3 separate regions of the Homo sapiens genome follow, and regions 2 and 3 are each linked to region 1. A link is a loop called in an ENCODE intact Hi-C map of the cell type or tissue named here. Cell type or tissue: Calu3. All regions are shown on one strand. Each heading gives the region's core, and the rest is flanking DNA. Links, peaks and the distances in the headings are about the cores only.

Evidence for each region. A loop is a pair of places that touch in the nucleus more often than their neighbours do. Peaks named below come from ENCODE experiments on the same cell type or tissue, not always from the same donor. Only the 100,000 strongest peaks of a DNase experiment are listed, where the experiment ranks them.
Region 2: it touches region 1 in a loop (10-fold over the local background); 15 of 110 quality-filtered maps call a loop at or near these places.
Region 3: a loop joins it to region 1, with 18 times the contacts of the local background. A loop is called at or near these places in 20 of 110 quality-filtered maps.

Annotation. Positions count from the first base shown.
Region 1 is chrX:97,679,697-97,690,498 of GRCh38, forward strand. No RefSeq gene overlaps it. Among named protein-coding and RNA genes, the nearest start is that of DIAPH2-AS1, 120 kb to the left of the region's middle. In Calu3, for the core only: no CTCF peak of the experiment used is centred there; a DNase peak (open chromatin) is centred at 6,265.
Region 2 is chrX:97,021,244-97,032,045 of GRCh38, forward strand. The region is part of intron 17 of DIAPH2 (diaphanous related formin 2); the gene reads left to right. Among named protein-coding and RNA genes, the nearest start is that of RPA4, 140 kb to the left of the region's middle. RefSeq lists an enhancer at 6,206-6,808. In Calu3, for the core only: no CTCF peak of the experiment used is centred there; no DNase peak of the experiment used is centred there.
Region 3 is chrX:96,764,324-96,775,125 of GRCh38, forward strand. All of the region lies in intron 4 of DIAPH2 (diaphanous related formin 2), which reads left to right. Among named protein-coding and RNA genes, the nearest start is that of DIAPH2, 85 kb to the left of the region's middle. RefSeq lists a silencer at 676-725 and an enhancer at 836-885. In Calu3, for the core only: a CTCF peak has its summit at 6,187 (motif pointing right); no DNase peak of the experiment used is centred there.

The sequences.
Region 1 (10,802 bases), core at 3,327-8,326:
ACAGTTTGCTTCTTGCTCTAAAAGTTAAATGTAGAACTACTATATGACCCAGCAATTCCACTCCTAGGTATACACCTCAAAGAACTGAAAATAGGTGGTCAAACAAAAACTTGTATACAAACGCTCATAGCAACACTGTTCTCAATGGCCAAAAGGTGGAAACAACCCAAATTTTCATCAACAGATGTAGGGATAAAAAAGTTGTGGTATATACACAAATGGAATATTATTCAGCCATAAAAAATGAAGTACAGTGGCCGGGTGTGGTGGCTCACGTCTGTAATCCCAGCAATTTGGGAGGCCGAGGCAGGCAGATCACGAGGTCAGGAGATTGAGACCATCCTGGCTAACACGGTGAAACCCTGTCTCTACTAAAAACACAAAAAATTAGCCGGGTGTGGTGGTGAGTGCCTGTAGTCCCAGCTACTCGGGAGGCTGAGGCAGGAGAATGGCGTGAACCCAGGAGGCGGAGCTTGCAGTGAGCCAAGATGGCGCCACTGCACTCCAGCCTAGGCGACAGAGTGAGACTCCGTATCAAAAAAAAAAAAAAAAAAATGAAGTACTGTTACATGCTGTAGCATGTGTGAACCTTGAAAACATTAAGTGCTTAAAGAAGCCTGACACAAAAGACCACATGTTGTATGATCCATTTGTATGAAATATCCTGAATAGGTAAATTCATAGAGACAGAAAGCAAAGTGGTTGCTATGGGCTGAAAGGAAGGGAGAATATGGAATAATTGCCTAAAGTGTATGGGGTCTCCTTTGCAAGGGATGAAAATGTTTTGGAACTGGATAGAAGTGATGATTGCTTAACATTATAAATGTACTTAATGCAACTTAATTTTACACTTTAAAAAGGTCAGTTTTATGTCATGTGAATTCTACCTCAATAAAATTACCTGGAGCTCTCTGGAAGGTGAGAGGATGGTGGGGAGGGCAAACAAAATGTTTTCCTTTATTTCTGTCATTCAAGGTTGAGTTACTTGTTTCAAAAGATGTTTTAAAGAAATGAATGAAGCTGAAGCTGAAAAAAAAAATCATGCTAGCTTAAACCATGGCAACTGTACATTATCTGAGTTAGGGCACGTGTTTTCTAGCCAGATTATTCTAAAAACCATGCTAATTAAGTAAAATAATGGCAATTATAATGAAATGACAACCAACATCGGGCTTCATGGATGAGTATACTTATCACTTAAACATACAGTTGTTAAATCAGGGCATTTTTTCCATTACGTACTATTTTGGATGGTACCAATCCTTATTTTCTGGAAGAAATCAATTTTAACTAGAACCATTGCATTTTAAATTTCCATGCAGTGTAGGAATAAGTTAGTATTCATTAATATTTTCCATACGTACTTTCACTTGCAAGGTGTTTTCTTTCTGGATTCAACAGTCTATCAGGGAGCTATGAAAAGGTATCATCAAAGAGGCAAAATCCCAACTGCCTCCAAAACAGGCAAATTTTACTTCTGCTACACAGCCCTTGAGTGTATCTCAAATATCTTTCATTGTTAATGAGCCAAATTCTCCAAGGGCTTCCACTTCTCCCCAGGGGAAAGTTAGACACGTGGAGAAACTGCATCAACATACAAACCACCAGGGTGCCATTTGGCAAATTTCAGCTTCCATGTTCTGGGACCCTAGAGGAGATTAATATTGTTTCCCAGGCTGTCAAAGTTCTTCTCACGTGTAGTTGGGAAAATCAATTAAAGTATTGAGTAAAATTTGCACGTACTATTTAGATATGCCGAGACAAACATCTAAAACTAGATTGCCATCCTGGAAATTAGTGGATGAAATAATGTTCTCTGAGTGCTCTGGTTTGGGTACTTAACTATGTTTTCATTTATAAAAAATCAGGGAGAAAGTTGGAGGGTTCCGTGAAAATTATTTTAAATATTGTTCAACATCACCTACAGCAAAGTCAGTTTTTCATTCACAAATCTCACTGTGCATGTTTCTCCAGACCTTCATCTTCCTCTGGTTATATAGAGCACATTATGCCAGTATCCTAGAAAGAGGGATGGCAATTAACTGCATGGGTAATTTGCTATCTAAGTCAATCATTTTGTAAGGGGTATATGAGTACCAGAAGAACTTACAGTAACTGTTAAATCAGTTAGTAAATTAGCAGGATAAGCCATTATATCGAAATTGATTTTTTCTCTTCTTCCTTTTCCTTCCCTTCAATTGTCTATAAGTGTATTGTTTGTAATTATACATCACTACAGACTGACAATCATTGAGTAACCAAAACAATTCCACCACCATATCCATCATCTGGCTCATTACCACCACATTTCACATATGGGAGCAATGGCTACAGAAAGCACTAAATAAACTGGTGTTAGTCTAAAGAAAAGTTACATTTACTTTTTAAAAGAAAGGCTAGGTTTGGCCGGGAACGGTGGCTCACGCCTGTAATCCCAGCACTTTGGGAGGCCGAGGCAGGTGGATCACTTGAACCCAGGAGTTCAAGACCAGCCTGGGCAACATGGCAAAACCCTGTTTCTGCTAAAAATACAAAAATTAGCCAGGCGTGGTGGCGCATGCCTGTAATCTCAGCTACTCAGGAGGCTGAGGTGTGAGAATTGCTTGAACCCAGGAAGCGGAAATTTCAGTGAGCCGAGATCACACCACTACACTCCAGCCTGGGCAACAGAGTGAGACTCTGTCTCAAAAAAAAAAATAATAATAATAAAAATGTTTATTTTAAGAAAAAATATACAGCTGAGAATAATGCATTTTCTCATGCTCTTTGCTTTGAAGTTTGATCCTCAAATATTTTTGTTTGCTGGAGTGTTTTTCTTTTTTTCCTTTCTTTTTTTTTTTTTTTTTTTCCAGAGATGGAGTCTTGCTTTGTTGCCTAGGCTGGAGTGCAGTGGCCCGATCTGGGCTCACTGCAAGCTTCGCCTCCCAGGTTCACGCCATTCTCCTGCCTCAGCCTCCTGAGTAGCTGGGACTACAGGCACCCGCCATCACGCCTGGCTAATTTTTTTTTTTTTTTTTCGTATTTTTAGTAGAGACGAGGTTTCACTGTTTTAGCCAGGATGGTCTCGATCTCCTGACCTCATGATCCACCCGCCTTGGCCTCTCAAAGTGCTGGGATTACAGGCGTGAGCCACCACACCCGGCCCGCTTGTGTGTTTTTCAATAACTCTGATATGACTTGTAGAATGGCATCAAGAAAACTCTGTTACTACAGATGTTGAGGTTATTCTTCCTATTCTAGTTACCATTGCTAAGGAACAAACCACTTCAAAATGTAAAGGTTGAAACCAGCAGTCATTTTATCACCTCTCCTGGTTTCTGTGGGTCAGGAAGTTGGGGAGGGTTCATCTGGGAGGTTCTGGCTTGGAGTCCCCCTGCAGTCCCAGTCAAACAGTGGCTGGGGCTGGAGAGTTGTGAGCTGGAGCAGAAGGGGCTTGCAAGGCATCTCTCTCTGTTCATGCAATTTTGGCACTTCTCCATGTGGTCTCTTCACACAGGCTAATTTGGACTTCCTCAGAATGTGGCAGACTCAGGGCTGTCTGAAACCTTCAAGGATGATTATTCCAGCAAACAAGGCAGACACTCTGTCACCTAAGACCTAGCCTCAGAAGTCTTGCTGCATTATTTCTACCTCATTACTGATTGCAAGCAAGACACAAGCCCAGACAGATTTAAGGCGGGGTGGGGGTTGGGGTGGGGTGGGGTGTGGGGAGAGGCGGGCCTGGGAGGGAGGGGCCAACTGCATCTTGAAGAGGGAGTGGCAACTTTCTAGAGAGCATGTGGGGTGGAAGATATTATTGCAACCACCTTTGGATAATATAATTTGCCGCACCTGGTTTGATCACAGCTTTTCTGTTATTTTGCTCTCCTCTAAGTTCCTGGTCAATTGAGGTTTTTCCTTTTGGCAATCAAATGCAACATCATGATTATGTTTTTATTAGGTTCTGTCATATATATGGTGCTGTGCCAGACACTTCAGGCTTGATACAAAAAAAATCATGGTCTCTTCCCTCTGAGAGATTATCTTCAAATGAAAAGAATGTAAACAGATAAGTAATACACATTTTATTCTCCCCTTTTTGGTCAAATAAAAGAAAATGGAAAGAGTAATAAAATAAACTTATTACATTCTCAAAATAACACCCCAAAAGACCCTTCCCTTTAAGAAAGAGACTATAAATGCATTTTATGTTACTAGATACTTCACTTAGGAATTCTTTGTTTGAAAGTAATGGAATAGTAACTCAATGTAGCTTAGGAAAAAAAAGGAGGGATCATAATAAGAATAGAAGAGTATCTCAGAAAGCCCAAGGACAGAAACGTTTCTGGGCCTCGAGAACAACCTGGAATGAGAACTCAGATGTCATTTGAGATTTCTTTATTGTTCTCTGCAGTCCAGCTTTCGCTGCTTCTTTTATCCACGTCATAAAAAACACGGCAAATTTAGTGCTTAGGATTCCATGTACTTGCATAGCCACTAGAGAGAAACTATTTTCTTTGCTATCTCCATATCCAAATGGGTTCAGCTGACCCATGGTTTCACAACAAATGTGGCTAAGGGCTGGAGTGGCAGTATGTGACTATGACAGCTTCACTGTAATCGTGTAGCTCTAAAGAGGGGTCAAGGCTCAGAAAAGGCGTGCTGAGGAATTAATCCAATAGGTGTCTACTAGACCAAGATTGGGGAACATACAAAGAATTGATGCCGTGCATAGATAGAATAAGAAACTGACCACCTGATACTTTTTAAAAGCTTGTTAAAGGCCCTATCAGATCCAAACATCTCTCTCAATAATCTATCAAAATGTGACTCTCTTCTTTCTCATGTTCCCATAGTTATTTTGGAGGAGAAAATGAAGTCAGCTCAACATTTTATTTTTAATCAAATGTTTTATCCTCAGATGCACTGGTTGACATATTACATATGTCAGACCATGACCAGAATAGTGGACTCAAGTGTCTTGACATATTGGTGTGTCACAGTCAGTTGTGCGATATCACAAGCCATATGATGGAGTCAAACATTCTGAAGTTTAAAAGACCTACTTCAAAAAGAATATAAAATTACAGCAGACTCAAGGATAGTCCTATAATACCACCATTTCTAGTTTCTAGTCCTATGCTTTTTCTTTTTGTTCCAGAGACACCCAGGCTGGAGTGCACAGTCACAGCTCACTGCAGCCTCAACTCCTGGGCTCAGGCAATTCTCCCACCTCAGCCTCCTGAGTAGCTGAGACTACAGGCGTGCACCACCATGCCCAGCTTAGTTTTTATTTTTTGTAGAGATGGGGTCTCCCTACATTGTCTAGCTTGGTCTTGAACTCCTGGCCTCAAATGACCCTCCCACCTCAGCCTCTCAAAGTGCTGGGATTACAGGCATGAGCCACCATGCCTGGCCAATATGATTTCTTGAGTGGACAAAAATTACAGATTGTGCACAAGGCATTGCATAAATGCTGGCATGTTATAGGAGCTGGGTCATAGATGTAATATCATCAGAAACATGCATTGCCATGGAAATCAAGTTTAAAAACTCCTGCATTAAGAACCTCGAAGAGCTTGAGAAAAGGTATAGGACAGATTAATTTCAATTTGATTGTGGGACTAGGGAGATGTTGTGAGAGAAGCTCTGGGCAGGCTCTGCAAAAGGTGTGGGTGGGAAGCTATATCCTGGACAGGAAGGAGAGAACCAGAACAGGTCCTTGGAGAGAAGGCTGCTAAAGTAGATATGAGGGAAGGGGAAAGAAGGCAGGGCATGGAAGAGAATCTTCACATATCTTATAATTTTGCCCAGGACAAGTCCTGTTTGTGCAACCTCATTATCATATACTTAACATTTTTTCATCAGGACAAACTTTCTGTAATGAGATTCCACCTGTCTCATTAACAAGTTAATCAAAGCATTCATGAGCCATACACAGAAACCCACAAGCTCATCTCTTAACACTTGGCAATCTGTACAGCACTTGAGGAAAAAAAGATTGAATACACATGCCAAGGCCAATTTATCTCAAATTAGCAACCAAGAAAATAAATGTAAGAGTAAATGGCAGAAAGGGATCATGATAGTCCATTTCCGTAGGGAGGTGGACTAATAGACGCCCACAGATGAGCTCTAAGTACCTGAATAAGTATTGTGATATTTTCTGTCCTTCATATTTCTAGTTTGCTGTTTTGACCTTCAAGGGAATATTCACAATGTTAAAATGAAAAGGAAAAAAACTTGCACATCCTCAAATTAGGTATGCTGCCACCAGGTGGTTGTAGTATGGCACAGCCATGTCGTCCAGGCAATTAGCATACAGTATAAACAGGTGTCTTAGAAAGAGGATTAGCACACTATTCCCATATTCTATTTTTAAAAAGTTATTACAACGAAAAAGCTTTGGTTAAATGTATAAGGAGATAATTTGCTTATAGATTTTAAGATTTTGCTTTGTTTCAGTTTTGTCTTTGTAAAGAAATGTATGCTTATGTACAATTTGGTATCAGTTTTACTAATCTTTAATTTTGTGATATCACTTTGAATTATACGTTGTAGTCAAAAAGCCACCCTGTAGGCTGGGCCTCAACCTCCTGTAACTTACACTGGATATCAAAATGACCAGGGTACTTATCTCTCAGTGAGGGGCCTACTCTTTTGTCTTTTTGTAGGTAGCCAATTCAACTTGCCTAACTGGTCTGAGATAAGTTCTTTTTGACTTTTCAGTTTACAGAAGCCCTTCTTCTTTTCTCTAAACCTAACCAGGGAATAAGTTAAGAAAAGCACCTTGCTATTTAGACCAATAGTTTGTGTTCTCCATGATGTTATTTGCCATATTTCATCAATAAAGTGTATTGAAGGGAACACCATGGATTTACTAACACTTTCTTTATGGTGTGAAAAGTAGGGAGAAATGTACTCATTCATTATATGAAAAATCCCAACTGGAGATGCCTTAAAATGTGCAAAATATATATTAGTTAGAATTGATAAAATAAGGCAGTAATCTCTCTAATAGACCATTTAATTGCTTTGACTAAAACTACAAGTTCCTTGATTTGCACAAAAAGGTCTCTGATTTGCTTCGCATATCACTTCTAGCTATGTAGTTGAGAGAGTGGCCAGAAAGATCTTTCCAAAACTGGGTTTTTAAAAGGCCAATATTCCATGCTTAAAACAGAATATTCTGAATTAGAAATACATTGGTAGAAAAATTTGTATTGATTATACCATAATATGTCCAACTCTTACGTTTGGATTATGTGAGATTAATATCATCATATCATCATCATCATCATCATCATTGCCATCCACCATTCAGCTATTTCTTGAGCAATTACTACTCACCAGGCTCTGTGCTAGGTGCTGCCTATTGTTACAACAGAACTCAACCAAAGATATCCTGTCAGTTATTCACAAGCCCTCTGGCAACACCTTCTTCATGCTGCAAACCCACATGCACTGTATTTTCGCTATAGCTTTCCATGAAAGAGCAGATGTTATAAAGATCACCCGAAAGTGAATCAGAAGAGTCACAGTCTTTGATGCAACATATAGTAGCACATTCAGGACTCTGTATTTGGCTATGTGAAATTGTTTGGGGAGAATCAAATCTTTCTGGAGCCTTGACTTATCTGTACTTTTATCGTGCCATTTTATGTGTCTTATCTCATATAGGCAATTTAAGTAAAATGACCCATTTACCTGATGTGGCATTTGTTACAAAGGTCATTTCCCACTGTGCCATAGTGAAATAATTAGCATGATGATGTGATGTACGTCTGTTTTGGTATTGTTCTGAACACAGATAATTTATCCCAAAGCATTGTCTTTTGGCACCAAGACATTTATCTGTTCTTCAAAGGTACTTCTGCAAGAGATGATATTATGAAGATAATGAAAGTATGTCCATTACTTTCAGAACGAGTCATTTAGCAAGATGACAAGTGTTGTCCAGGCTTTGTTGCCGGAGTTCTCTGTCTTTTGGGTTCTGACAGTCAGACCACAGGAAAGTGAGCAACTTTAGCATCTGTTGTTGCTTCCTCCTCCCAATCTAAAACATTATTTTTATATAGGGAAAGAATGCAAATTGAGAAACACTTTAGTTTTCTATAATATCATTTATGTACACAGGGGGTTTCGACACTTTTTCTTACCCAGGAATTACTTCCTCATTGTCCACCACCACTATAAGAATGAGAAGGTAGATGTTATCATGTCAGCTTAAAATTCACAGGCAGTTTTCACAAAAGAAGAAAATGGGTTAGGCATGCAGGAAAGAAAGGGTTTCATAAACTATTTGCACAAGAAAAATAAATGATGTTTCCAAAAGACACAAAAGAATGACAGGTAAGATTGCCAATTCAAGATGGCAGATTTAATGAAAAAATTAGCCTCTGATTTCTCCTACAACATTACAAAAATTAAAATAAAGGGATACCATAAAAGGCATAAGCCTCCAATGGAAAGTAAATATGAGAGGTGAGCAGGTAATATTAATAAAATTTTGGGAGCTGGAAAGCTTATGGCCAAGTAATACGTGATTTTAAAATAAAATAAAAAAAAGGCCTAATCCTAAACTGGCAATGGGAAAAGAGAAACAATTTACATTGGCAAATTTTATATTAAGAAACAATTAACAGCCTGGGCAACATGGTGAAACCCCATCTCTACAAATAATAATAAAAAAAAATCAGCTGGACGTGGTAGCGCATGCCTGTAGTTCCAACTACTCAGGAGGCTGAGGTGGGATGATCACCTGAGCTTGGGAGGTCAAGGCTGCAGTGAGCCGTGATCGTGCCACTGCACTCCAGTCTGGGCAACAGAGTGAGACTCTGTCTCAACACAGACAAACTGAAAAACAATTAGATCTAACAAATATCCTCTTCTTCTGAATGCATTGGAGAACCAGCCTTCCTACACCTTGACAGAAGATTGTGAATTTATTTTCTGCAGAAGGTAAAATAGAGGTTCTGGGAAGGGAATGCCAGTCACAGTGGAGGGTTGGGTACTATACTGAAAACAGAAGTATTAAGTCAAAATGTACACTGGGTACTGTAATGAAAACAGGAGTGTTAGTTGAATCTTGAGATCCCCAGCCGTCTCTCCCAACTCCTGTCTCAGAACACCATCATCTAGGCAAGAAATCTGAAGTGCTTTCTTTGGTGAATCTAACTCACATAACAGGAAAGACCTAAAAATACTGAAATCAGTTATTCCCCAAAGAAATGACTCAACCAGAGTACCCTACAAGGAAACATACAAGCTCAGAGCTTATAATTGGCTTTTCAGTTTCTCATTCTTCAATATGAGCAGACAGCCAAGGATGACCAGACAAATGAGGAAAGTCTCAAATATGAATGACAGAGACCATAACAACAAACAAGCACATATATAAAAATCAAACAAAAGTAACCGGGTAGGAACAGACTATGCAGTGAGATATATTATATGAGAAAATATCCATGAAATAATAACAAGTTTTATACACATACACAAACATTCAGGAAATAAGGAAAATATCCTAGAAATTAAAAATATAGCAGAAATACACTCAAAAGATAAAGTTTTAAAGATGAGTTTTAAAGATAAAGTTTTAAAGATAAAGTTATTGGAAAGCAATTAGGAAGTAGAGCAAAAAGAATGATAGAAACAAATAGAAAATTAGAGGATTATTACAGGAAACTCAACATTATAATATTAAGGAGTTTCAGAAAAAGAGGACAGAGAAAATGTAGGAAAGAAGATCAAAGGAATAATTCAAGAAAAATTTCCACTCCTACAAGGCATAAATCTCCATATTGAAAAGGCCCAGGGCTAAAGCACATCACTATGAAATTTCAGGATATCTGGGACCAAGAAGAGATACTACAAACATTCAGGAGGATGAACCAGACTCAGAATGGCATAAAACTCAATTGCAATATGGGAAGCTAGAAGCTGATGGCACAAACTTTCAAAATGTTAAGAGAAAATTATTATCGACCTAGAATGCTATACCCAGCCAAACTATTAATCAATTATGAGGGCAAAATAAACAAACTTTCAGATTTGAGAAATTTCAAAACATTTTCCCCTCTCCCCAAGCACCCTTTTTCAGAAAATAACTAGGGCATATCTTCCACCCAAATAGAGGTGTAAACCAAGAAAGCGGAAGGCTTGTAATAAAAGTCACATGGGATCCAGCTTAGAACAGGGACAAAGGGAATCCCCAGAATGATTTCTTACATGGGAAAGAATAGGTACATAGAAAGCTAAGGGAACAAATAAAGACAACTATTAACTATCCATGTCGGTTTAATCAAAATAATATAATTATATAATTATAAGGTAAGGATGGGAAGACAGGAAAGGAATATGTGTATATATTTGTATATAGTTGGAGACAATATAAGTTAATAAGTCTTGTTTTCAATAGTGGAATAGTGATTGATTATTTCTAAAGCCAAAAAATAGCAAAGTAACAATGTAATCATATTGTTTAGACCTGCATTGCTAAATACAATAGTCACTGCCACATGTGGCTATGGGACACTTGACATGGGGCTAGTGCAACTGAGAATAAGTTTTTCAATTTATTTAATTTGAACTGATTAAAGTTTAAAGATCTTATACTCAATTCAGTTATTGGAAAGCTTTTAAGTGTTTGGAACAATTTATGTATATGAATTTTTTTTCAAATTATAGGGAAGCTACACACAGATCAAACATTTTTGATGAAAATTTTACATCCAAATTGAGATGTGCTGTTAATGTAAACTGCATACCAGATTTCAGAAACTTAGTATGAAAAAAAGATGCAAAAGATCTCACTGACTTTT
Region 2 (10,802 bases), core at 3,574-8,573, 660 kb before region 1:
CTGGGGTGCAGTGGCACGATTACAGCTCACTGCAAGCCTTGACCTCCTGGGCTCAGGTGATCCTCGCACCTCAGTCTCCCGAGTAGCTGGGACTACAGGTGCATGCTACCACGCCCTGCTCCTTTTGGTAATTTTTATAGATTTGGGTTTCACCATGTCACACAGGCTGGTGTCGAACTCCTGGCCTCAAGAAATCCACCCGCCTTGGCTTCCCAAAGTGCTGAGATTATAGGCGTGAGCCACCAGCAAGAAAGTCTTAAGTATTATTGCTGTATGAATGGATGTTGAGAGCTTCGAGTAATGTGTTTAGACTTAATATTACAAAAGACTCTCCTAAAGAGCAAAGAATATAATGTGAATGACGTAAAGGTGTATAAATGAAATTAATAATTAATAAATTAATGAAAAGTATAATAATTTTGAAATATAAGGAATAGTTAATAAGTAGAATAGTAATAGAAATGATTAGGGAAAATAAGTCATTGGTTATTAATATGTGAGTACATTTGATAAAGAAACACGCTCTGAGGCTTGGTGAGTGGAATGTACTGTATGAATTTACACTATAGTTCCCATTCAGGAAACAGTGACTAAGCACTTCCTTTGTGCGGAGTACTTTCCCTTGTTCTGGGGTTACAAAGAGGAAATTATATGATTATTGTCATCAGGAATCTTATAGTATAATAGATCATCGTGCCTATAAAGAAACAGTCTAATAAAACAGTTGTTATAATGGAAGCATTTGCTAAGTGTCAAAGCAATGGGAATAACAGGGAAAGAAAACCTAAGTCTGCATTACTGGAGGTGAAGCTGTGAACTACTGATAGAGAGTAGGATCTATTACTGGACTGGGAATCAGAAGACCAATTTATAATCCCAGCTCTGTACTTTCTAGCCCTGACATCAAGCAAGTCAATTTACTTCTCTGAACCTTTTTCCTTCAATGTAAAGTAAGGATAATAATATTAGGTCTATCTAGTTTTAGGATTATATTCAGGATAATGAGTAACTGTGAAAATGGTTAGCCTATAAAATGCTATGTGCATTTGCATATAAGCTGCTTTCACTGTTGACAGTGTGTGGTGTTGTCCAACCTGACCACCTTTGTTTGGAAGATGGCGTGGTACTATTTTTCTTCTGGTAGGTGGAATAGTAAAAGTTCAGCTGTGAAGGTTAATTTTTGGGGAAGAAGACCTGCATTAATTCTCCAGGTAGATGTCTATACACAAATGTAAGCTTTTTATTTACAATGTAAGTTATTTACATTGTTAGCTTTTTCTCTGAAAATGTTTCAAAACTATTGATGAGCATTTTATTTTTAGTAAAGTTATTTCATTATAAAATTAATACTTAGTTGTGGAAAATCTGGAAATATCATTGGCAAATTTGGAAAAAAAAATTGTATACATCAAAAAATTATTGTCATCTGGAATTCTGACATCCCAAGATAATTATTTTTAACTTTTAAATAATATTCTCAAAATTCATCTCATCAGAGAGATTTATGTTCCTTAAAATGTTAGTATGTTGCTGGGCATGGTGGTTCACACCTGTAATTCCAGTGCTTTGGGAGGCTGAGGTAGGAGGATTGTTTCAGCTTAGGAATTCAAAACCAGCCTGGGCAACATAGGGAGACCCCATCTCTACAAAAACTTTAAAAATTAGCCAGGTGATGCACGTCTGTAGTCCTAGCTACTTGGGAGGCTGTGGCGGGAGGATTGCTTGAGGCCAGTAGTTCAAGGCTTCAGTGAGCTATGATCACACCACTGCACTCCAGCCTGGGTAAAAGAGTGAAACCCTGTTTCTTTATGTACTATAGGGATATGTTAAGTATTTGGCAATTACAAATTTTATTCACATCTAGACATTTATTTGATAATTTGGGTTTCTAACTCTTATTAGTAGTTTGAAATTATTTATTATAATGTTTTGTCATTGGAAATAATGCAGATTTTATTTTCAGACTTTAATTACTTTATCTTGGATATTAGACTTGCTATTCTTATTCTTTCTTTGTTTCTAATATTTTCTTTCTGTTTAACTTCATTCAAAATTTCATGGTTTGGGTATCATTCTGTACACCTATGAATTGATTTAGATTATTTTAAAGAGTATACCAATAATACTTACAAACACATATCTAGTGCTTGCTATGTACCAGACACTGCTCTAAGTGTTTAATGCACCTGGACTAATTCTAACAGTAACCCAATGAAAACTAATATTTTCCTCATTTTATAAATGAGAAAATCGAAGCGTAAAGAGCTTAAGTAAATTAACCAAGGTCACACAGCTAGTAAGTGGGAGAGCTAGAGTTCATACCCACACTGTCTGGATTCATAGCTCAGACTCAACTCTTTCATCATAATGCACCTCTTGACTTACAGGACATTTCGTTAGTGACAAGAATTTCCAAATGTGGCATTTCATTTTCTGTTCTAAGTATTTTTTAGGACAGTATATTGGAAGCAGATTTGCATTCATACCTATAGAAGTAAGAATGTAGTCATTAAGGGAAAAGATTATACCATGTTGCTATAAGAGATATTTTAGATTCCGTGTTTTCTTTGCAATTTACCTTTTACCTATATAAATAGTTCAAATACCTTATCTTAGCAGTGATGCTACACATAAAACATGTTTTATTAAAACATAGCTAAAGATGACAAACCTGCTTCAATATTACCAAAGAAAATCAGATTACATTTGGAATAAATAATCAACAGGCATTCAAAAATATGTAAGTACATAGTTCAGTCTTGCAAGTTATAGTCTATCTAAAAATATATAGGTAAGTAGTAGTCTGGGAAGAAATTATAGCCATCTGCAATACAGTGAGATGGATACTAGGGGTTTTCTTACATATCAACTCATGCAAGAAGATACTGATATTGTTTCTTTAGATTATATGGGCTAATCAAAGCAAATTAGAAAACTTTACACTTTTAATTTACATTTAAGGTATTTTACCTGGAAAAATATTTCGATTTTATGTGTAGATTTTGCTAAAAATATGATATTGCATTTAATGTTATCAGTTAATGTTACCAAACTCTTCTAAATGGAGAAATTCTGTGAGATCCCTGGTGTCTCTAAAACATTTGGTAATACCTTCAAATGAACATCCAGCGTATTCATATCTACACATATTCCAGAGCCAGTGTCTCTAAAACAGATAGGGATTCAGATCATTCCCACATCAGAGAAAGACATGCTTTAGTCTGTGTAGGTTAGGGAGGCAAGAGTCACCCTCTTTGTGTGTGTCAGTGATTTATCACTCTTCCACCCAAAAGAAGGCTTGTCCTCTTTCCCTCAACCCTGTTAGTGCTTGGGGGTTTGTGTTCAAACATAAATTTTGTCATAGCTATACTATAGTAGCAGACATGAATAGATTCACTTATATTTCCATTTATTTCTCCTGAGTATGATCTGATTAGAAGAGGTAAAGAAACAAAGCAACTAGCCAATATGAAAGGCATATCATTAAAGCCAGAATAAAATCTGACTGTTCTTGATTTCCATCTCAAAATAACTGATGTCTTTCCTAAGTTGAGAATGACCTGATCTGTTAAAAACAGATTAACTCATCAATTCTGACCAAATCTTCTTAAGAAGGCTAATAGGCTTCTGTTGACTAGACACCATTCCCTGTTTCATTTTTCTGATATCCTGGATGGGGGTCGGAGTGTTGTTATTCCTGAGAAAATCGATATATCACTGTATTGGAAACGTTTGCTTGTGGTAGCAACAGTCTTGATGTTTGATCATGTTAGGTTTTATGAAGTGTTGATAGATTTAGCTCCAGACTTAAGAGTTACCTACCCAGGCTGGGTGCGGTGGCTCACGCCTGTAATCCCAGCACTTTGGGAGGCCGAGGTGGGCGGATCACTTGAGGTCAGAAGTTTGAGACCAGCCTTGCCAACGTGGTGAAACCTGTCTCTACTAAAAATACAAATATTAGCTGGGTATGGTGGCATGCACCTGTAGTCCCAGCTACTCCTGAGGTTGAGACAGGAGAATCGTTTGAACTCGGGAGGCAGAGGTTGCAGTGAGCCGCGATTGAGCCACTGCACTCCAGCCTGGGTGACAAAGCAAGACTCTGTCTCACACACAAAAAAAGAGTTACAGCCGGGCGTGGTGGCTCAAGCCTGTAATCCCAGCACTTCGGGAGGCTGAGGCGGGCGGATCACGAGGTCAGGAAATTGAGACCATCCTGGCTAACACGGTGAAACCCCGTATCTACTAAAAATACAAAAAAAATAGCTGGGCGTGGTGGCGGGCCCCTGTAGTCCCAGCTACTCGGGAGGCTGAGGCAGGAGAATGGCGTGAACCCGGGAGGCGGAGCTTGCAATGGGCCGAGATCGCGCCACTGCACTCCAGCCTGGGCGACAGAGCAAGACTCCGTCTCAAAAACAAAACAAACAAACAAACAAACAAAAAAACAAAAAAAAAGTTACATACCCAGAGATCAATTGAGAATGCAATAATCTCTAAAATAAATCATTACTTTTTAGTAGTCTAGAAATCATGTGGTAATATTAATTTTTATAAGTGGTAGAACAGAGTAATAAACAGTTTCAGCCATCTTTCTCCTAAGTCTCAGTTAAGAGTTTCTCCTCCATTGTGAAAGCTGAAAATGGGAAAGAACCTATTCTTCCTGTCTAAATGTTGATATCCTTGGACTCTAGGATCCAGTAGAGACTTAGGTATCAACACCAAGTATGGCATTACCTTACAACACTCCAAACAGACCCTGATTCATAATAGTCTGTGCTCTTGCCTGAAAACTTTATATATGAACATGGATATGTTTATTTGAAGGTATGTTTAATATGGGCCATGAGGACATTATGGTTACCTAACTGAGGATAGAGATAATAAAAGCATTTTAGAATCATTGTAATCCAAACTTGAAAGTAGAAACTTCACTTTAAAAAGCAAGATAGTTTATATTTTGATAGTGCTCCCAAAAGTTGAAGATTGTTCTTATGGGGACTCATATTGTTGCATAGTTGTTAGTAAAATACCATTTATAATACAAGTTCTGTTGCCATTTGGTTAGGAAATAAAAAGTAACCAATGTAGTAAATGCTCAATAAATATATTTTGATTATTTGTTGAATGCATTAACATATAATTGTAAAAAAAGTAGAAAGCACAAATCTTAGATGGAAAGGATCATAGAACTGAAAACATAATATAATTATTTTGCAGTACATCTGAGTTATATTGTGATGTACTTTCCTAACCAAGTCCAAATTAATCAGGAGCTCTGGGAGAATCATCCCTAGAAACAATGCCTTTAAATAGAGGGTCAGAGGAATTTTCGTATTTCTGGATTTCAAACTGCAGGTGGCTCTCTTGATCTTTCAGTTCTGAATTTAGGTTAAAGACTGCTGTTCTGCCTTCTTCCTGTCCTTGTTACATCCAGACTATCAGACTTCCTGTTGAAACACTGATAATTGTCTTATTATTGGATTGTAAGCAACATCGCTTTTTCTCACATGTAGAAGATAGAGTTTTTTTTGTTTGTTTGTTTAACAAAATATATTGCTTGGCCTTCCTTTAAAATGGCTCTGATTTGCCTTTGCATGTCTTGTGTGAGGAGTTGCTAAGTATCAATGGCATTGTTGATAATGCTTGTAAAATAGCATATCAGTATTCTAGCATTATTTTAAAAGAACAAAAAACAGGTGATTCTAATCATTTTCCTTCCTCTCATTTTCTGGGTAGCATTGCTGTTTTATCTCATAATTTATTTTGTACACATCTGGTACTACAGGAATTTTAGGAGTCCCAAAATGAATATGAAAACCTGTTGATACAACTTTAGGTGGAAACCTAAGCCTTATCTGTCCTTTTATTCATTCTGATGGTTATTTTAAAGAAATTGCTGGATACCATTGAAGTATAGAGATACAAATATTTTTATAAATTATGTGCCGAAGTAAATTATAAATCACATGGCTTATAGTGTGGATTCTTAAATTATCAATCATATCACTTCATATTTTTATAAGCTGAATATCTAATTCTTTTGCAAAGTAAGTTACGTGCAACTGCTACCTTTTAAAATAATAGATAAATCTAAAATATGGTGGGTGATAAAGTGCTAAAAAGATACTTCTTAGCAATACTTAATTGTGTTACAACTGTAAGCACCAACAGCCAAAAGATTGTTTGCAATAAAGACCTTATACTAAGACATTCATCAAGTAATAAAATATAACCTCAAATGTCTAATTCTAAGTGATATGTGCCTTATAAATATACTTGTAGTAGTGCTACAAAAAAGGCACAGATACCAAACTGACCTTAAAAGTGGCACATGTGGCGTTACTGCAGCTGGGCTATTGTCTTGGAGATTCACAGAGGAGGCCTCCCAGGAATTATTTGTATGTTCCTTTTGTGTAAAGTTTTTGTCTGGAAAGTCGCTGTGCAAACAGTAGCTGTTCCATAGCACCTGCTTCTGTTGAGGGAGAGTGAGTCTTTTATTTAGAGAGCATCGGTAGCCATTTCATTCATTACTGCACAATGGACTTACATAAAGAGCAGCATTCCAATGACGCCAAAAGAAACCAGAGCTTCCAACACGCTGAGGCGCTTGTAAACATTGAGTCTCCCTATGTTTCTTTCTAAACTTTTCTTGCAATTACATCCAGGTCTTTATTTTGAGGAAAAAAATAATTGATTCAGAGCAATAATAGGAAAAGTTATAAACTGCAATTTTTAATTTAAAAAGCTGTATTATGTAAAATGCTGTGGCAATGTCATATATAAGCTTGGTCATTTACATAATTATTGCTTTAATCTTCTTAAGGTATTAGAAAATTAATTGCATTATAGAAATAAGGATGCCAAAATATTTCATAGAATTTTTTTTAATGGTCATGGAATTGTTTTCAGTGTGCCTATCTTCCTAACATTTAAATGATTTTATTATTTTCGTGGCCAATCATCTTCAATATGATGTCAATATCCAGTGCATCTGCTACTTTCCAGCCCTTTCATTGACCCCTGGCAGTGTGGTACCCATGTTTGTTACTCTACTGAAACTACTCTCTCTATTGCCTCTAGTTCCTACCTTCTAACCTTTTCTCTCAGCTATTATCATTCTTCATCTTTATGTTTGATAAGACCTTCCTGATACATCTTCTCTTGGTTTTGTTTTTGTTTTTCAAGAAACCTGTACCCATTAGCAGTCACTCCTCATCTTCCATCCTCAAACCCCTGCCCCTGTCAATCACTAACCTATTTTCTGTTTCTATGTATTTGTCTATTCTGGACATTTCATATAAATGGAATTACATAATCTGTGTTCTTTTTGTCTGGTTCCTTTCACTTAGCTTATGCTTCCAAGGTTCATCCGTGTTGTAGCATATATCAATACTTCATTCCTTTTTATGGCTGAGTAGTATTCGGTTGTATGATATACCACAGATGGTTTATCCGTTCATCAGTTGATGGACATCTGGGTTGTTTCCACCTTTTGGCTATTGCAAATAGTGCTGCTATTAGTGTTCCTGTACAAGTACTTGTTTGAATGTGTCTTTTGAATTCTACTGGGCATGTATCGGTATATATCTAGGAGTGGAATTGCTGGGTCATATAGTGATTCTGTGTTTAACATTCTGAGGAACTGTCAAACAGTTTTCCAAAGTAGCTGTACCATTTCACATTCCCACTAGCAATGTAAAAGGGTTCCAGTTTCTCCATATCCTTTGCAACACTTGGTATTGTCTGCTTTTAATGTTAGCCATCCTAATGAGTATGAGAATATTATGGTTTTATTTGCATTTCCCCAGTGGCTAATGATTTCGAGCAGCATTTCATTTATTTATTGCCTATTTGTATATCTACTTTGCAGAAATAGCTATTGAGATCCTTTACTTTTTTCTTTTTCTTTTTTTTTTTTTTTTAGTGAGACAGGATCTTGCTCTGCCACCCAGGCTGGAGTGCAGTGGCACAACCTTGGCTCACTGCAACCTCCACCTCCCAGGCTCAAGTGATCCTCCCATTTCAGCCTCCTGAGTAGCTGGAACTACAGGCACATGTCACCACACCTGGCTAATTTTTGTATTTTTTGTAGAGATAGGGTTTTACCATGTTGCCCAGGCTGGTCTCCAATTCCTGGGCTCAAGCTATCCACCTGCCTCAGCTTCCCCCTTTACTCATTTTTAATGGGGTCATCATTTTATCATTGAATTGTTGCAGATATCTCCCATTCTCTGGGTTGTGTTTTCATTTTCATGTTAGTGTCTTTTGAAACACAAAAGTTTTAACTTTTATTAAGCTAAATTGATCTGTTTTTTTAATTGTGCTTTTAATGTCATATTTAAAAAACTGTTGCCTAATCTAAGGTCACAAAAATTTATACCTCTGTTTTCCTCTAATAATTTCATTGTTTTACCTAACTTCATTTTTTTTCCATGTGGCTATCCAGCATCCCTGCACCATTTGTTGAGTCTATTCTATTTCATAATTGTCACCCTTATCCAAAATTCATTGACTGTAAGAGATTATTTCTGGATTTTTATTTTTATTCCATCAAACTGTATGTCTATCTTTATGGCAGTACCTCAATGTCTTGATTACTATAGCTTTATAGTAAGTTTTGAAATTGGCAGGTGTGTGTCCTCTACTTTTTTCTTCTTTTGATACATACTGACCTACTTAGTCTTCTGCTTTCTTATGATGATCAGCTTTTCTTCCCACTAGTTTGTGACTCAGGTTCCTTTTTAACATTCTTCAATGGTTTCCATCACACCAAGCACCGACCACCATTACCTTCTCTGATGGTTTCATATGATCCCATTTTCTTCACTTAGAAAAATATTCACAGAGTCACAAATCCTGTCTAATTAATTCATATTTATTAGATGAGGAATAAGAAATGGAGGAAAAAGTCAAAAATCTTAACACAGTTTTTAACCACCCCTGGGTTGCCCACTTAACATCATTCAAATCTGCAGCAAAACCATAGAGGAGACTAAGGTAGTAGGGATGGAGAAGAGAAATTTTTGAGAAATCCTCAAAAGGTATAATTAACGAGACTATTATTGATAGAGAAATAATTGGGTACTGGAGAGAACAGTAAAACAAGTCCATTTTGCTATATTTTGGCAAAAATTATAATCACAGCTATTTTCTTTTTTTTCTACTAATAATTGGATGGTTATGTTTAAGAACAGTATGACAAAATATCATTTTAGTTGAAAGTGCTAAAGGATGATACAAATATTTTTGATGGTTTTGTTATACTTACTAGTAATCTAATATGACAGTATTATGCGTACATGTACCATGCCTTCTCGTGGGATACAAGCTATATTTGGCAGCAGGGGGAAATAACAAATCACAAGAATAAAGAGCTCATATTTTTACATTCATATTTTCAGAATGACTTTAGTGTTTCCCCTTGTGTTTCCCATGTGTGTTTCAAATCACCTTATTCAATTTTGCTATCTCTGACTCAGATATAGTGTACTATACATATATAATCTGTCATCAGTTTCATTTTTAAGTGGAAAATTACATTAACCTCTGGATTTTCAGTGAAATGTTTTTCATGGCACTATGAAAACACAATAGTGTAAATTGTACCATGTTGACATAGCTAATTATTCAAAACTGGGTCATGGCTTAAATTGTAGTGAGTAGAAACATACGCTTAAAATAATTGTAAGCCAATAACTATACTTTAGAGACTTTGTGCCTTTACTTGTCATATTTTTGAGACTCGATTTGATTTCCTGTTTAGTTTAACAAATTATTTTACTCAGGGCTTTACAATATCTGTCCAGCTCATTAGTTGTTACTTCTTTTACCCTTTTTATACTTGTTCTGGCTTTTCAAGGCTCACTGATTAACCACCCTTTGCAGCATTTCTCAGCCCTGGTGTGTTAGCTGAAGTCATACTACTTAGGGAGATTTTAGGTATTTTCTGTAAGTGATGTCCATGGGTGACTTTAGGGGAGCCATTTATGTATGGAGGCCACTGGCTATTGGAGCCTGACAAGAGGTCTCCATAACTAGTTTTCATCAGAATGCAAAATGATAAAATTTTGAGGAATAACCTTAGGCATTCATTGGAACCTATGGGGCGGGAGGGGGGGGGACATCCTAAACTGTGATAATAAAATACAGAAAGTTGGAAAAATAATGGAAAAATCTATAATTCTATAAACTTTACAGCCTACCTCAATGCACAAAAGGTGTTTATTATAGTATAATGTATTCCCATCTTTTGTTCAAGCATCATTCCATCAAGGGAATGCCCACTGTATTTAATCTTGTTAACAGTATGTTAATTGCAAGTGCTAGTTGTTTTTCTGCTTTCTTTTGTCAATTCACATTTATTAAATGCATACTTATTTTCTAGGCACTGTGCTGAATGCTAGGGGTACATAAATAAGACTCTGTGTCCTCGGGGAATGCAAGGATAGTGGGGAAGATAGATAGGTAATCAATTATTATCATAACATGTGTAAATGCCAGAAAAGAGAAGAGTAGGATATTGCAGGACCACAGAGGGGAGAAGGCCACCGAACTCCGATGAAGGGAAGTAAGCAAGAATTCCCAGTAGATGTTGATGCCAGATCTGAATTTCAAAGTCAGAATGGGAATTAGCCAATTGAAAAAGGATTGCAATAGCAAAAAATTCTAGACACAATGAGAGTACACATTGAGGCATGTGTTAAGGTTTGAGAAACTGTGGTGTTTTCAAGAAACTCTAAGTTGTTTGGTGTAAGTGATAGGTAGTGTACTTTTAGGGAAAGTGGTAAGAAATCAGGGCATAAAGG
Region 3 (10,802 bases), core at 3,870-8,869, 910 kb before region 1:
GAAGCTCTCAGATTCTGGAAGTAATATTAAATGCAAAGGCCTGAAGAGAACCAAACCATGTGTGTGGAGGCAGAGAAGAAGGAAGTGAGAGATGAGGTTGACTTTGTTGAAACAAAGAATGTATATTGGAAAGAGTAAAAAATCAAGTTGAAGGATGGTCTTGAAGTCCAGGCGGCAAATTATAAATTAGTTTGAGCAAGGAGGTAACATGATGGAAGCAGTGTTTAAGAAAAATAAATTCGATAGGTGGATAGGCTGGATTAGGCTAATGGTTCTCAAACTGGAAAGTACATGAAAATGCAAATTTTGTCCTGCTCCAGGAAGATTGTGATTCAGGTGGCCTGGGATATGGCCAAGAAATTTGCATTTTTATCTAGCACCTCCAGAGATTCTGCTAAGGTAGTCTGAGAAGTATACTTCACACTTTAAGAAGTACTGGATTCTGATAGACTTATTCGGGAAGCTACCTAGGAGATTTTTGAGTGATTCAGTGAGGACTTGTATTAAAGTCCTCACTTTGAGGCTAGGTGGGGTTAAATAACGAGTTTGGGGAGATAAGAGATTTTTAGCTTATTTTAATAAGGGCTGGAAGCAGCCTGTATTTCTAGTCTTGGTACCAACTCTCTCCCCTAATTACCCACACTGTTACTTCCTTAGTTCAGACTGTCATCATTTAACACCCCTGTGATTGCTGTAGCCTACCAAGCAGTCTCCTTGTCTTCAGTCTCTCACCCACCCATGCATATTCTACACTGTTACCAGTTATCTTGCTCCAGCAGTACCCTCTTATCTGTGGTTTCATTTTCTGTTTCAGTTACCTGAGGTGCAGCACAATAATACATTTTGAGAGAGAGAGACCATATTCACATGTTTTTTTTTTTTTTTTTTTTTTGAGAAAGGGTCTCACTCTGTTGCCCAGGCTGGAGTGCAGTGGCATGATCTTGGCTCACTGCATCCTTGATCTCCCGGGCTCAAGCCATCCTCCCACCTTAGCCTCCAGAATAGCTGGGACTACAGGTGTGCACCACCATGCCCAGCTAATTTTTGTATTTTTTTGTAGAGATGGGGTTTTGCCATGTTGCCCAGGCTGGTCTCAAAGTCCTGAGCTCAAGCGATCCGCCTGCCCTGGCCTCTTAAAGTGCTGAGATTACAGGCGTGAGCCACCACGTCCGGTCCACATAATTCTATTATAGTATATTGTTATAATTTTTCTATTTTATTAGCTATTGTTAATTTCTTACTGTGCCTAATTTATAAATTAAGTGTTATAGGTTTATATGCATAGGAAAAAGCATACTATATTTAGAGTTTCAAAACTATCCACAGTTTTAGGCATCCACTGGGTGTCTTGGGGCGTACCTCCTGTGGATAAAGAGAGACTACTATATTTCCCTCCTCAAAACATTCAAATGGCTCCCTGTTGTCCTTTGTGATCTCATCCCTGCCTGCTTCTCTAGTTTCATCTCCAGCTTCGTTCTTACTGGTACCTGTCTTCTATCTGCATAGGAACACTTGGCAATTCCTTCATGCCTTATTCTTTAATACCTTTAAATCAAGCATGTTCTATTTTTTTGAGCTGGAATGCCGTTTTCTTCTTTAGTGTGTCCGCCAAGCTCCTAAATATCCATCAAGATTAAGCTTCCTGTCAGTCTTAGAAGAAGCTGTCCTAGGTAACTCCTTCCTTCCCATAGCACCATGTTTATAGCTCTATTGTTATATTTAACATATTTTATTATAATAAGTCATTTATATGTTCTTTTTCCACAATGTACACAGCTTCTGTGTTCAAGAAACTAGGTCTAACGGGGAAGACAGACAGGTAAACAGAATAAAGATAGGACCTGAAGATGCAATATGGTAAAATGGCAGGCCAGCAGGCTATATGTAGTGTATATATATATATATACACATATATATATATTTCCCAGAGTGTTTTGAAAAACAGTATAATGAGGTACGTGTTTTGATCCACAATGTAAACTATTTCATACCCATTGTCTTATCTGTGACCTCCTCACATTTGAGTTTGCAAATCCTGCTATAAAGGGAAGAAACTATAGGAATTAGCTTCTAGAGGAAATGATTAGGGGTTTGTTCTAGAGTTTAGGTGGGATGGTTGTCTTAAGGAAGAAATTTTTTTGTTTGTTTTTTTTTCTGCAACTAAAGGGAATAAGAAAACAATATGTAAGATCACTGGTGAAAACCAGGTACAAAAGGGCTTTTGCATCATGGTCTCAATCTTCAACAGATGGAGAGGTTTATTCATTGATAAAAAGGGCAGGTAGGAAATTTATAGAGGTGTTTCAAAAAGAAATTCTAGAATAATCACTTTAAGTATTGCATTTGCCCAGAGATTACGTACATTGGTCCAAAAATGAGTGATACGAAAGCTAGACTGAAATCCAACAGATGGAATATGTAATGAACTAGGAGGTCGGCATGGGCCTGTTTTGCGTTTGTCTAACCAATGTTGATTAGAAGCAGAAATGGAGGCATTTGAGGCCCTCCTGATCTTGAGCTACCATCAGTCTTTACTTTTCACTATCCTATATAAATTGTACTTTAAAAGTCAAGCCAGGAAACTGCCTGTTACCTGAACAAAACCACCCCCTTAGCCTCAGGCAGTATTGCTTCTGACTTTGCTCAAGGGATCTTTTTTGTATAGAATGTTTTCTTTCCTTTGTCAACATTCTAGCCATCCTCCACAGCTCTTCCATGAAGCCTGTCTTGATCTTGATCCGCTCTCCCATTTCCACCTACAGTAATATATCTGAACTCCTATAGCACTTTATTTTTAACTCTTAGGGAGTCACTCTTAACTTTATCTTATAGTTCCTATTTCTTTATATATTCCTTAAGGGCTTTCAGAATACTCCTATTTTACTTTATGCCTGTAGTAATTTATATCCTTAAATAATACTGTCTCACATACTATGAGTCTTTGTATATCCACGATACAGACTCTATGAAGGAAGGCAAATTTTAGTAGCAATCATGGGTTTAGAGGCAAATGGACCTGGTTTCAGATTCTGTCTCTGCTATCCAAGGTCACATACTAGCTGTGTGACCTTGGATAATTTACTTCTCTGAATCTCAGTCTTTTCATTGATAAAATGAAGAGAATAATACTAAATTTGTGATATTTTTGAAGTATATTGTTTATGTTTAATATATTTAACATGTAAAGAATCTTGCAAATAGTAGGTCTGAATTACATTTTTGTTAAATGTCTTGAATTCTACAAAATGCTTGATATGAAAGACATAAAACATAAAGACTACATGGTAAAATGAGATAAGACTGAGCTGCCTTTTTTGTTGTTGTTCAGTGTTCAAGATGTTTGCTATTTGAAGATTTAAAGGGAAAAATGGGATTTATTCTGGGTCAAGAATGGTGGGAAGGATTCAGCTGGATGCTGGAAGGAGAATGTTTTGCCTGTTTATTGGAAGCTATTTGTTATGTGGTGTGGATTATTGCTGGGCTTTGAGGAAAAAAGTAAAATCATATATGATCTCAAGTTAATATTGACAAGATTATTTTAAAGATTTAATAAAATAGTTGAGGATTTGGTATAGATACTGTCTGTGATGGGAAATGATAAAATATCTTTCTGGTAGATCTCTAGAAATAGCAAACAGAATTTGGAGTAGGGAAGAGATAAAACTGAATTACTTTTTTCAATGGCTTCTCGTTCTAAATAACTGTTGCAGAATTTTGTGAAGCAAAATAAATTGTTTTTATTATTTAGTAACAATGCATGAAACAGATTTAGAAAACAGCTAAAATGATTGATTTTATTTCACTACAAGCCAGGAATAATTTATCCACAGGTAGAAAAATAAGCATTCTTCTGTGACAAAAAGTAAGAATTGATATGATTACATATGATAGTTGGAAAATAGCAAACATTGTAATGACCAGACCTTATAATTTTAAATAAGAGGTAATTTAATAAGTTGGCAGCAGCAACGGCTTTTTGGGAAAGCATTTGTCTCGTCATCAGAAGAGTCTGAGTTTGAATCCTGATTCACTACTCATTCATTCCCTGTGAGCTTGTAAACCTCTCTAGACTCAGTTTCATTCCTTTCTTGAACACAAAGTTACTGGGTACTTATTAGTGCCAGGCATTATTCCAGGTGCTGGAATGATGAACCATACAGATAATGTCTTCATGGAACTTACATTCAAGATGGGGAAACAGACAATATGACACATATAAAATATAATGACAGGTAAGCGCTATTAGAGAAAGCAGAGAGTGATCAGGGTGTGGTATTTTAGATAGGCGAGCTCTTTGGGCAAATGACATTTGAAAGGAGACCTGAATGAAAATGGGAAGAGCCATGCAAATATCTAGGGAAGAGAGAACATCAAGTGCGAAGGCCTTGAGGCAGGAGTGTGCTTGGAGTATCTGAAGGAATAGCAGAGGTCACTGTGCATGGAGTGGGGTGAACAAGGGAAAGTATGGGGGTGTTTAATCCCAAGAGTTAGGGTGACTAAAAACATATGTTAAGCATAGTTAGTGGGTTGTTAATTTGGAAAGGTAAGTTCAGGTCATTTTAGGAGAGATATTTTGAAGAATTGTCACTTTAATAGCCAGCCAGGAGCCCTGGAAGGGTTTGAGCCGTGGAACGACAAAATCCAAGGTGTATTTGGGGAAGAGAAAGGTAGCAGTGGAAATTGGAGAGGTTAGACATAAGGGCAAGGAGATCAAGTTGGGGGTTGTTGCTGTAGTTTAAGTAATAAGGGTGCTGAACTGGAGTGTGGTTAGTAGGAACTAAATGGAGGATATAGATGAGAGACAGAGACTGTGGAAGTAAAATATCCCAGCCTCAGCAAATGATTTTAAAAGGGCAGAAGAGATGTATGAATCAATAATGACTGAAATTTCAAGCATGGGTGACCAAAATGACTTGAGCATTCATAGAGTAGTCAGGGACGAGACCGAGTTTGGAGTAAAAGAAGATTGAGTTCAGTTAGATATGTTAATCAGGGAGAAATTACTAGAATCACAATAGCAGGAGTAAAGGTATCACCATGCAAGAACATTTATTTAGCTCTTACAGCATTAGCAGTATAATTTTATAATTTGGTTCTCTGTTTCAAACTACTGCTTTTACCATTTTAAATGTACTCTCTGTATATTGCTGCTGAGACTATGTTGCTGATCATTCTAATAACATTTACCTGCTTAAAAGCTGAAGCCTGAATATCTTTACTAGGTATTGAAGGCCAAGTATACTTGTAGATGATTCAGTGGACCAAGACAGAGAAGAGTGAATCATTTTGGTGGCTTGTAGTATCATTTACCAGATAAACAATCTGACATAAAATTAAGAGGTCATATTTGTACCTTTTGCAATGTTCCTAATAATCTCAGTCAAAAAAACAAGCCCATAATAGTGAAGGTCAGATACAAATGCATGCTTCTTTGCCCTAATGGAGCATGGGAATCATGAGCACTAACTGAATGACTGTTGCAAGAGTTTTCTCAAAATAGAGCCAAATGAACTCCCACCCGCCAGCCGGCCCTCTTCCAGGCTGACAATGAAGGTAATACTGAGAGTAAGTTTCTGTTAAAAGTATAAACATGGCTGGGCGCCGTGGCTCACGCTTGTAACCCCAGCACTTTGGGAGGCTGAGGTGGGTGGATCACTTGAGGTCAGGAGTTCAAGACCAGCCTGGCCAACATGGTAAAACACCATTTCTACTAAAACTACAAAAATTAGCTGGGCCTGGTGGCAGGCCCCTGTAATCCCAGCTACTAGGGAGGCTGAGGCAGGAGAATTGCTTGAACCCGGGAGGCAGAGGTTGCAGTGAGCCGAGATGGTGCCACTGCACCCCAGCCTGGGTGACAGAGCGAGACTGTGTCTCAAAAAAAAAAAAAAAGGATAAACATATGATCAGGCTTAAAATAATAAATTTAGTGTTATCTATGTATTACTTACTATAAGCTGCCTGATAGTAATATACCTAAAATACCACCAAGTGTGGCAGCATGCTTTGTAGGCTGTTAAGCTGCTACTACATTAATAAATTGAAGTTTTATTAGTTTATTTATAGAATAGTATTTGATAATTACCTCACGTAATATTACACTTGTGTCAGGCCAATTATTTGAATATGTTCTGTGAAAAAAGATTAAATCTTATTTTTCCTTTTTTCTCCTTTTTATAATTGTGTAGTCCAGAAGGGGGAGACAAAACATTGATTATTGGAGGTTGAAGTAGCTGCTTCGTGATGATAAAACATTGTGTTCTTGTATTCCAATTTGATTTTTTTAAATGGGTTTAGAAATTGTAGGATAGTTGCTACTGTAAAATATTTAGTTTTATGGTGGTGATAATTTTGTTAAAAATCTAAATTCAGTCAGAATAAAAATAATGCCATTATTTTAAACTAGCATATATAAAATAGAAAAACTCATTTGGTGATCAGATGAAAATAAGACCTGAAACTATTTAATGATGGTATATTATAAGTGATCTTTTAAAAATAGCACAAACACTATTAAAGTACCAATTTCAGTCTTTTCTAATTTCACATTCATTATATGCAACGAGTAGCTACTTTCCCATTTCCTAATGTTTTAACACTGCAAGCTAACTTGTACATTATACTTATTTTGGATAGGGGTATCTGTATATGTTTTGAAAGGTTTTGTTATTTGAATTTCCCTTCATTTTTGGAACACTATCGTATCAGTTCCTTCCCTTCCCGTGCATTGTCATAAATTGCATTATTTCATCATGCCAGATTAAATTCATTGTTCAATGAATGCTGAAATATAGATTATGAAATATTAACAAGTCATCTTACCTTGGGCATTTGGAAATGTCTAAAAGACAGCATGAATGTTAGTATTATGTTTAGACATGTATTTTGAAAATTGATTATATTAATATTTATGAATAGGGGTCATTATGTTTTATAATCTATCCTGATATTAGAAATGAAAAGATGTATATTTCATGTATGATTTTGCATCACAAATTCATTAGCTGTGCATTTTGATTGTGATCATGTTGGATATTTCTATTGAGGATATTTTTCTGTGTGTATAATCAGGTAAAAGAATCAATTTAAAATCTGATGCTTGATATAAGACATTTAAGACTAGTATAGCCATTATTTTTTGTACTGGATTGGTTTATTTTACTAACAATGGAAAAAATTTTGATCATCTATGTAGAATGAGGTAATTATATGATGTCTTTTTTTGTGTGTTTTTGTTGTTAAGTAATATAGTCTCTACAATATATATCCTTTAAAAGCTCTGTATAAAATTTGCTGTTGCCATTATAAAACTTAAAGTGGCATAACAGAGGGATTTTTTTTATGAGGCAATGCTTCCTCTATCCAGATAGCCTTGTCGGCAGGGGAAAAAGAGGAAACAATCAGATTACAATCAATGTTTAGAAGTTACCTTAGGCTAGATGTAGTTGGCTCATGCCTGTAATCCCAGCACTTTAGGAGGGTGAGATGGGAGGATCACTTGAGCCCAGGAGTTCAAGATCAGCCTGGGCAACATGGCAAGACCCTGTCTCTACAAAAAAATAAAACAATTAGCTGGGTGTGGTGGCACACTCCTGTAGTCCAATCTCCTAGGGAGGTTGAGGTAGGAGAATCTCTTGAGCCTGGAAGTCAAGGCTGCAGTGAGCCGAGATGGCGCCACTGCCCTCAAGCCTGGGTGACACAGTTGAGACCCTGTCTCAAAAAAAAAAAGTTAGCTTAGCTACTGTATATAAAATTTTGGGCCCTTTTCTCATATATTTGATTCCATTTTTCATTTTAGTTAATCAAGTTTCTTCTGTCTGTTTATCTGTTCGGAAAGGACTGTTTGGTTGAACAAACATTAGTTCCTTTGAATAAGTAGAATAAGATAATCTTAAAAAGAAAAAGGCCGCCTTAGATTTATGAAGTGTTTCAGAGTGTTTAAAGCCCTTCATGTATTTCCTCACTTAAGCTACGTGTTATATGTATTTCTGTAGGTTCGTGCATCAGTTTTTCAGAAGACATTGCCTCCATCTCCAAATTCTTGGAGGCTAGTTAGAGTCTGGCCTTATCCCATGGAGATTTTTTTGGCTGAAAGCTATATGGACAGTCTTTTGAGTAGTTTGTACTGACCAAGGTATTTCCTGTCAGTGGTCCACTGATATTCATAACATTTAAAAATGATACATGATATTCATAACTTGTATTAATATCTAGTTTATATGCTTGTATGAAATGCTTTCTGGGTCTGCATTGCTAAATAATGGTGATGTGACCAGTGACATTTAGAGTAATTTTTTGTACTGTGGTCACCATAATTCGGATACCATGATTATTACATTAATTGCATGTGCTTTTATAGTTGCAGCCATAATTACCTATTAAAACAATATAGAAAAAAATGAACTTTAACAGCATCAAAGATATTAAAAGCATTTGGGTTCATTTTTTATGCTGATCTGTTTGTAAATTTTTAGTAACCTGTCATGGTTCTTTTCTTTAATGAATTTGTGATCTAAGGAGAAAATAACTGCTTGTGCAATGTAACTCTTGTGCTTGGAGAACATAACTGCTTTGTATATTTCTGGTAAATCATTTATTTTTATTGATGATTATGATGCTTTTTTGGCAGAGTGCTTATCCACTCAAAGAGCTGTTCTACGAAGTGTGATTGGTGTCTGTATCCAAGATATAACATGTATTCTATGTGTTTATATATGTCTCTCTATATCTATTTATCCATCTTTCTGTCTATCCTCCCAAAGTTAAATGAGCTTAAATAGGTTGCCTCTGTGTTAGAAAGCAGAGAAGTATTACTAGAGAACTGAGGCTCTTCCCCAAAATTATTTCAGATTTTCTTATTGTGTGGAGTGGTTTTGCTTGGAATGAGAAAAGCTATGTGTTACCGGCTGAATTGTTTCCCCCCCCCTCCCGCCCTCCCCAAATTTGTATGTTGAAACCCTAACATATCAGAATGTGACTGTGTTTAGAGATAGGGCTTTTAAAGTGTTAAGTTAAAAAAAAAAAGATGCCTTTAGTGTGAGCCCTAATCCAGTCTGACTGGTGTCCTGGTAAGAGGACATTTGGACACACAGAGAGGTGCCAGGGTTGTGTGCAGACACAGAGGAAAGGCCATTTGAAGACAGAGAGAAAAGATGACCATCTGTAAGCCAAGGAGGGAGGCCTCAGAAGAAACCAAACTTACTGACACTTTGGTCTTGGACTTTTAATGTCAAGAATGGGGAGAGGGGCCGGGTGATGTGGCTCATGCCTGTAATCACCAACACTTTGGGAGGCCGAGGCAGGCGGATCACTTGAGGTCAGGAGTTTGAGACCAGCCTGGGCAGCGTGGCAAAACCCCATCTCTACTAATAATATCAAAATTAGCTGGGTGTGGTGGCACATGCCTATAGTTCCAGCTACTCAGCAGGCTGGGGCACGAGAATCACTGGAACCAAGGCAGAGGTTGCAGTGAGCTGAGATCGCGCCTCTGCACTCCAACCTGGGCAACAGAGTAAGACTCTGTCTCAAAAAACAAACAAACAAAACACAAAACAAAACAAAAAAATAAAGGGACAACAAATTTACAAAAATAAACAAAACAACAAATTTCTGTTGTTTGTGTTCCAGTCTGTGGTATTTTATTATGGCAGCCCTAGCAAACTAATACAGTATGTAACAGTCATTTTGTTGTATTTAACACTGAATAATAGTGAACTTTTAGAGAACACTAAGTGCCAAGAACCGTGCTAGGCAAGCTTCATGTAAAACCTAATTTAATCCTCATAAGAATTATCACCCCCATTTTATAGATTAGGAAAGTGTGGCTTAGAAAAGTAGGTACATTGTTTGGGGTTACATAGTAAGTAAGTGGGAGAGCTGGGATTTGAATCCAGTCAGGCTGACTTCAGAGCTTGGCCTCTTAACCAATAACTAAGTAAGATTTGGTGGATTTCAGGCAGTTGTGGATAATAATTGACACCACAGGTGTTCATCCTCTCTAACACTGTTAATATTTAGTCTTTCACCATGTGCTAGTAGGCAATTCTTATTTTCTGCCAACTGGAGAATACCTACAGTCATACCTACAACACAGAGAGAACCTTGCCCATGGAAAAGCTGCTACATTACAGAGAATTAAAGACCTCTGTGCACGTGTTGCTCAATGGGCCAAAAATGACTCTGCCGATATGGTCTTTGTGGCTTTCATAGCAGATGTTCACGAACAGGTAACATCAATGCAGATAAACCATATACTCAGCAATTTAAATGTGAGGAAAAAGATACATAAATATTAGAAAGAATCCCATTTTTAGCAATGGCCTATAATTCTAAGCCATTTTTCCTGTGTCTGAAATAGATTAACCATTGTGCCTCTTCGAGTTTTTTTTCTATCTGTGTGTTCACCTTTCTTATGCACGCTTGCCTTTTATAATTAATTTCAATTAAACATTAGTTTTGTTTAAATAATACTGTGTAATTAAAATGCTTATGTGCTCTCAGAGGGCAAGGACCATGTCTTAATACACTTTAGACATTTTTAAATACACTAGGCTATAACAGCAATAAAATAATTAAACATCGTTTTGTTCAATCTCTACATATTCACAATTCCTCTGACACTGAACTGTGTATAAACTAAAATCAGAAAGCTGCTAGTTATTTTATAATGCTTCTCAAAACAGAAGTCCTCTTCCATTGGAAATGCAGTCTAGCATCTTAAAATCTTTTTTTTTCTTTCAAGAATAAAACTAAATTTCTTCTATTGTAATTTAGGTCCCTTGCCTCTTGGTAAGTTTTCTATTTCT